2 separate regions of the Homo sapiens genome follow, and region 2 is linked to region 1. The links are chromatin loops, found by intact Hi-C in ENCODE. Cell type or tissue: heart left ventricle. All regions are shown on one strand. Each heading gives the region's core, and the rest is flanking DNA. Links, peaks and the distances in the headings are about the cores only.

Evidence for each region. Hi-C counts contacts between places; a loop is a spot of excess contacts. Peaks named below come from ENCODE experiments on the same cell type or tissue, not always from the same donor. Only the 100,000 strongest peaks of a DNase experiment are listed, where the experiment ranks them.
Region 2: a loop joins it to region 1, with 4 times the contacts of the local background. A loop is called at or near these places in 8 of 110 quality-filtered maps.

The regions. Positions count from the first base shown.
Region 1 is chr6:169,086,020-169,088,927 of GRCh38, forward strand. All of the region lies in intron 1 of LOC124901469 (a long non-coding RNA gene), which reads left to right. Among named protein-coding and RNA genes, the nearest start is that of LINC01615, 76 kb to the right of the region's middle. In heart left ventricle, for the core only: no CTCF peak of the experiment used is centred there; no DNase peak of the experiment used is centred there.
Region 2 is chr6:169,166,901-169,169,808 of GRCh38, forward strand. No RefSeq gene overlaps it. Among named protein-coding and RNA genes, the nearest start is that of LINC01615, 5.4 kb to the left of the region's middle. In heart left ventricle, for the core only: no CTCF peak of the experiment used is centred there; DNase peaks (open chromatin) are centred at 926, 1,241 and 1,544; H3K4me3 peaks cover 936 bases; H3K27ac peaks cover 2,396 bases.

The DNA of each region.
Region 1 (2,908 bases), core at 139-2,638:
TAACTACATCAGACAATTTACAAATGTGTTTAAATACACACTTCGTACTGAAATCATGGTGTGTATGAAAACGACTACTTTATTAGAAGGTACTATCAACATAATTTCGGAGTTTTCCAGATAGCTCAGGGTACACTAGTGTCAGAGCTGTTTGAACCAGAGCAACTCCATCTTGAATACGCCTGAGTGAAACAAGGCTGAGACCTGCTGGGCTGCATTCCCAGACGGTTAAGGCGTTCTGAGTCACAGGATAAGATACGAAGTTGGTACAAGACACAGGTCATAAAGACCTTGCTGGTAAAACAGGTTGCAGTAAAGAAGCTGGCTAAAACCCACCAAAACCAAGATGGTGACGTGAGTGACTCTGGTCGTCCTCACGGCTACACTCCCACCAGCACCATGACAGTTTACAAGTACCATGGCAACACCAGGAAGTTACCCTATATGTCTGAAAAGAGGAGGCATGAATAATTCACCCCTTGTTTAGCATATAATCAAGAAATAACCATAAAAATGGGTAACCAGCCGCCCTCAGGGCTGCTCTGTGTATGGAGTAGCTACTCTTTTATTCCTTTCCTTTCCTCATAAACTTGCTTTCACTTTGCTGTATGGACTCACCTCAAATTCTTTCTTGCACGAGATCCAAGAACCCTCTCTTGGAGTATGGATTGGGACCCCTTTCCAGTAACACTAGTACCTGCTTACCATAATGAAACACTACCAGTTGAGATGAGAAATGCATTTTTTTTTTTCGAGACAAAGTCTTACTCTGTCACCTGGGCCAGAGTGCAGTGGTGCCATCTCAGGTCACTGCAACGTCCGCCTCCTGGATTCAAGCAATTCTCCTGACTCAGCCTCCGAGTAGCTGGGACTATAGGTGCATGCTGCCATGCCTGGCTAATTTTTTTTTTTTTTTTTTTTTTGTATTTTAGTAGATACAGGGTTTCACTGTGTTGCCCAGGCTGGTCTCGAACTCCTGAACTCAGGCAATCCTCCTGCCTCGGCCTCCCAAAGTGCTAGGATTATAGGTGTGAGCCACCGTGCCCGGCCGCATATCTTAAAACCTAAAGAATTAGAAACAGAGAACCCATTTTAAAATGAGTCACTAAAGTCTGCTTATGTGTCAACAATATGTAAGTTACTTTTTTTTTTTTTTGAGACAGAGTCTTGCTCTGTCACTCAGGCTGGAGTGCAGTGGCGCGATCTCGGCTCACTGCAACCTCCGCCTCCCAGGTTCAAGCAATGCTCCTGCCCCAGCCTCCCAAGTAGCTGGAATTATAGGTGCCTGCCATCATGCCCGGCTAGCTTTTTGTATTTTTAGTAGAGGTGGGGTTTCACTGTGTCGGCCAGGCTGGTCTCGAACTCCTGACCTCAAGTGATCCATCTGCCTCGGCCTCCCAAAGTGCTGAGATTACAGGCGTGAGCCACCACACCTGGCCTGTAAGTTACTTTTAAACACACTGAAACAAAGTGTGTAGCTCCAAGAAACTACAAAGAGGGAAAACAGTTTCCATTCAGTGCCTTGCAGGATTTGTAAGAGGCTTTCCATGTTGGCTTGTGAGCAGCAGGAGTGAAAGAAGCTGGGATGGAGGAATGCACACTGGGCAGGGAGAGATGGAAAGGAAAAATACCAGCTGTCTCTGATTGCTGACAGCAAAGAAAAGACAGGGAACAACTGCAAAACCAATGCTTGTTGGTAGGTTTTCAAATCACTCCCAAACTCCCCTCTTTCACTCCTCTACCCGCTCCCACCCCCCGCAATACCTCAGAAAAAGTAACCTTTCCTTAAGTACAAAAACAAACAAAGGAAAGAAAGCTTATGGGAGTTGGGAAAACATAAAGAATGTAAATGAGCCTCCACATCTTTCCCAATGAATGTGGAGCAGGAATTCCCACTGGAATGTTGGCATTCCATATTTTTCCAACCCAGTATTTTTGGTGGAATTGCTGTTCAGACATAAACATTTACTCTCCTTCTCCGATTCCACAAGTCAGGGGCTCATTTCTATATAAAAGAGTGACAACAGAGAGGACATTCATTTAAATCTACTGTAAATTCCAGGCCCTCAAATAATTTGTTAAAAATCCGTTTAAAAAGATAAATAGTAATTTTGCTCCTGAAAGTGTTATGGGAAATTTTTATATTTTGTCTTTAATGAATCAACAGAAAGAAATGAGTTTTTTTTTTTTCAAGAATAGCTGTTCTTTGACATTTAATTTTCTCAGCATTGCAGCCTTCTGAAAATTGTGTATAGCAAATAAGATACGAAATGTGCATACCCTCAGCATTAAAATTATTTCCTAGAGTAATTTTAAGTCTTGCAACAAAAATAAATTCTTGACATTGCTCATTTAAGGAGTGGAACTGTTAGGAGTTATAACACTATACACAAATCTAATCTGCCTATCATAAAACTAATTATCATTTAAATAAAACAATAAATTTGAAGATGAGTCAATGGCAGGAGACCAGGCATGTCCTCAGACTTAGCCTTGACCAAGGTAAAACAAATCTCTTTTGCCCTGAATCCAAGTGATGAGATGTAGGCTGTGCAGTGTCAAGACACAAACATGCAAAACGGGTCTAGAATAGGATAACCCTTAGAATTAGGTTATGTCAGATAATGAGCAAATGATGATAATTTGGCAGAGTATCAGGCAAAGATACATACACAGGAATAATTTATAACAGTTTTAAGAATGTTTATACCACTACACTTTTTTCCAAATAATCCACTATCAATTGCAAAGATATTTAAGATAAGCAAGAATCAGGTCCCTGAATAATTCTTAAAAAATAATCTAGTCCAGTTGACCAAGCACACACTTCATCCTTTTGGTCAGTTGCTGTTGAGATTTTGCGGTATCCATGGTGGGGTAGGAGCTCCTGGCCTCCTCCCCTGTGACC
Region 2 (2,908 bases), core at 206-2,705, 81 kb after region 1:
AGGAAGGACAGGGCAAATGACGGCAGGACAGCAGCCCAGCCCAGCCAGGGCTCACAGAAGCGCTCCCAGGCAGGGCAGCAGAGGGCCCAGCAATGCTTCTTGAGAGCACGCCGCGGACATGACTTCATGTGGATGTGCTTTCCCTTCTAGAAAGACACACGCCTGGGGCACCATCATCACTCGGCATCCCTTGATGATGGAACTGCCCTGAGACAGTTCCAAGGAGTGGCGGCCCAAGGCCTCACACTGGACGGAGGCTGAGCTCCACTGCGGCCCCGGCAGGCGGGCTTCCTAAGAGCAGCGTGGAATCCCGGGGCTCTGCGCACCGTGCCCGGCCCCGGGCTCCCTGACGCGAGGCAATGCCTGGGCACAGCGTACGGCCACCGGCACCTTCACTCCTCACCTGTGCACGCGAGTGTGGGGGATGAAGCGACATCGGTGTGTGGCGTCTCAGTGCAGCGCCGGCACACACAGCCCTAAGCAGATGCGGAGCAGAGATGACGGTGGAGTCACCCCGCGGGTGCAACCCCATCTTAGCAGGAGGGCCGGGTTTTGGGCAGCTCGGGCCTTCAGAAAAAGGATCATGTCAGCGTGCATGCCACGCTGCACGTCCCGGGAGTTAAATCTAGGAATAGTTCTGACACCTGACTTAGGAGTGTGTTTCACTGCAAGTATTAAGGCAGATCCGCAGACCCATGTAGATGAATCACCTTCACTTTCAGCTACTAGGAGGGGCCCCATGAGGTAGCTGATGAGGAAGAGCCCCCTAGACGAGGCGCAGCGTGGGGCCACGGCCTTGGGATCCGGGCGCCACCCCAGCGGTTCTGTGCCGCCAGCAGGCCCTGCCGCATCTCCGGGCTGGAGGCTTGACTGTCAGCAGATGAGGCCACGGGGTCGGGGTGTCTCTCCCACCAGAACGGCTTCGTGGGGTGCTCACTATCCCCTGGTCACGCTTCGGCACGGCTGGCACGGGCTCCCTGAGGGGCTGTTGGAGAACCCCCAGGCCCCCTGGGTCTTGCCACGGAGACCACCCAGCCTCAGGCTGGTTCTCAGGTGGCCCCTTCTCTACGCTTAGGACGTGGCTTTTCCCAAGCTCTTTCCCAGCTGCCTGTCACTTTTCTTCCCAGCTTTCCCTTCCGAAGGGAGCTCGGCTTCATTCCATGGCTTTCCAGTCACGTCATAAGCATTTCCTCGTCTGACCCACGAACTGATAAAACGCTCTGGACGGGGCGGCCTGCATGCTCCAGGGACTGCATCATCTCCGTGGGCGGCAGGGCGCCTGCAGGCACCCAGCCTTGCGCGGGGCAGGCGGTCTTCTGAGGGTGCAACCCTGTCCCCCCAGGGCCCTAAACACAGCGTCAAAACTGAGCTACCTCCACAAAAATTTTGAACAAACTAGAAATCATAAGGTGGTGAATAATGATATGTTACCATACGCAAGTAGAAAATTGAAAGTTTCAGCAAAAACTAAGTCCAAAGCAACAGCTGCGCCAGGACGGAGAGCCCACAGTGAAATTGCTGCGTGCGCCCAGGGCGGCGGCGGCGCCAGGCAGGCGCGGATCCCGCTGCGAGGGACTTGCCTGCTGACCTGGGGCCGCAGGGAGCTCTGCTTTATCAGGAGAATATTTGAAAAGCGATCTATTAAAAGGAATGCTTAAGTGAATTATAAAAGTCTGAGAAAGGAAATGGGAGAACCAAGTTATCTAAATTTTCTCAAAACTAATTATTAGCTGGGCGAAAATGTAGATATTCGGGGCACTGAGGGTGGTGAGTGCGATTTTGCTTGCACCATTGGCAAAGTATACCTTGAATTTATCAAAATTTTGTCATCATCTAGTCTTAAATAGTTAAACGGTAAGCAAACGACGCTAAACAAAATAAGGAGACAGAGAAAAGTGCGGACAGTTCTCACAGGAGTTTCCACTGGGGCTGCATTCCCAGGGCGCTGGCCGGGAAAGCTCAGTCCACTGAGCACAATATGCTTTCTCCATAGCGTGAGGGCTGCCACCATCTACCGAGTGGATCATTAGGCCTGTCTCCCAGAGACAGCAAAAAATGTGCAGAACTACGTACACATCCGTGGGCCGGAAAGCACTTTCCCTATAGATTCTGGTGCCCTGCGGCTCTCGGATGGGGAGATGCGCGCACTCCAGACCCCCACAGGCCCCCAGAGCACGGTGGAGGGTGGGGGCAGAGTCATAAGAGACGTTTTACCAAACATCACTGAATGCAGCTTTTTCTCTCCCTTGAGAAAAATGAAACACCCAGTAATTTAATTTTAAATTTAAAAGCTGCCTCTTTAAACTTTGTTGAAAAATACAGAATATGCCACCATTCTGCAGTTTCATGTCATGAATGGATAAAGTACGAGGAAAGGGAGGGGAGGAATTTGTAAAAGTTTAATGGAAAAGGCAAGAAGAAAGCTGGCCAAGAAAGAGAGAGGGAGAACCAAGAGAGACGGGATGTGGGGAGGAGAGAAAAGCGTGCAGATGAGGAGAGAGCGGGGGAGGAAGGGGACACAGACAGCCCGGAGCGTCCCTTTCCGAGGAGCGCTGTGGACAGGCCTGAGCAGCCTGGACGGGAGTGACTTGATGATGTGATGGGCGGATTTCCTGGCAAACTTTCCACCTCTTTCAGGTCACACCCATCTTCAGTCTCTGCTCACCATGACAGAGTCACAGCCACACCCGGGACAGAACCTGGGCTCCGGGCAGCAGGTAATAGGAGGATATTCTACCCAGGGCCGGAACAAGCCAGGTCCAGCCTCAACTGCTCTGTGGCTAGTAAGTGCGAGGATGCTGTGTCACAGGTGTCACACGTCACTAAGAGAACGTCGTGGGCGCACGGGGAATGTCTTTATGGCACTGTCTGGAAGCAGGCTGCATCTCAGCAGCTCCAGAGGTTACAG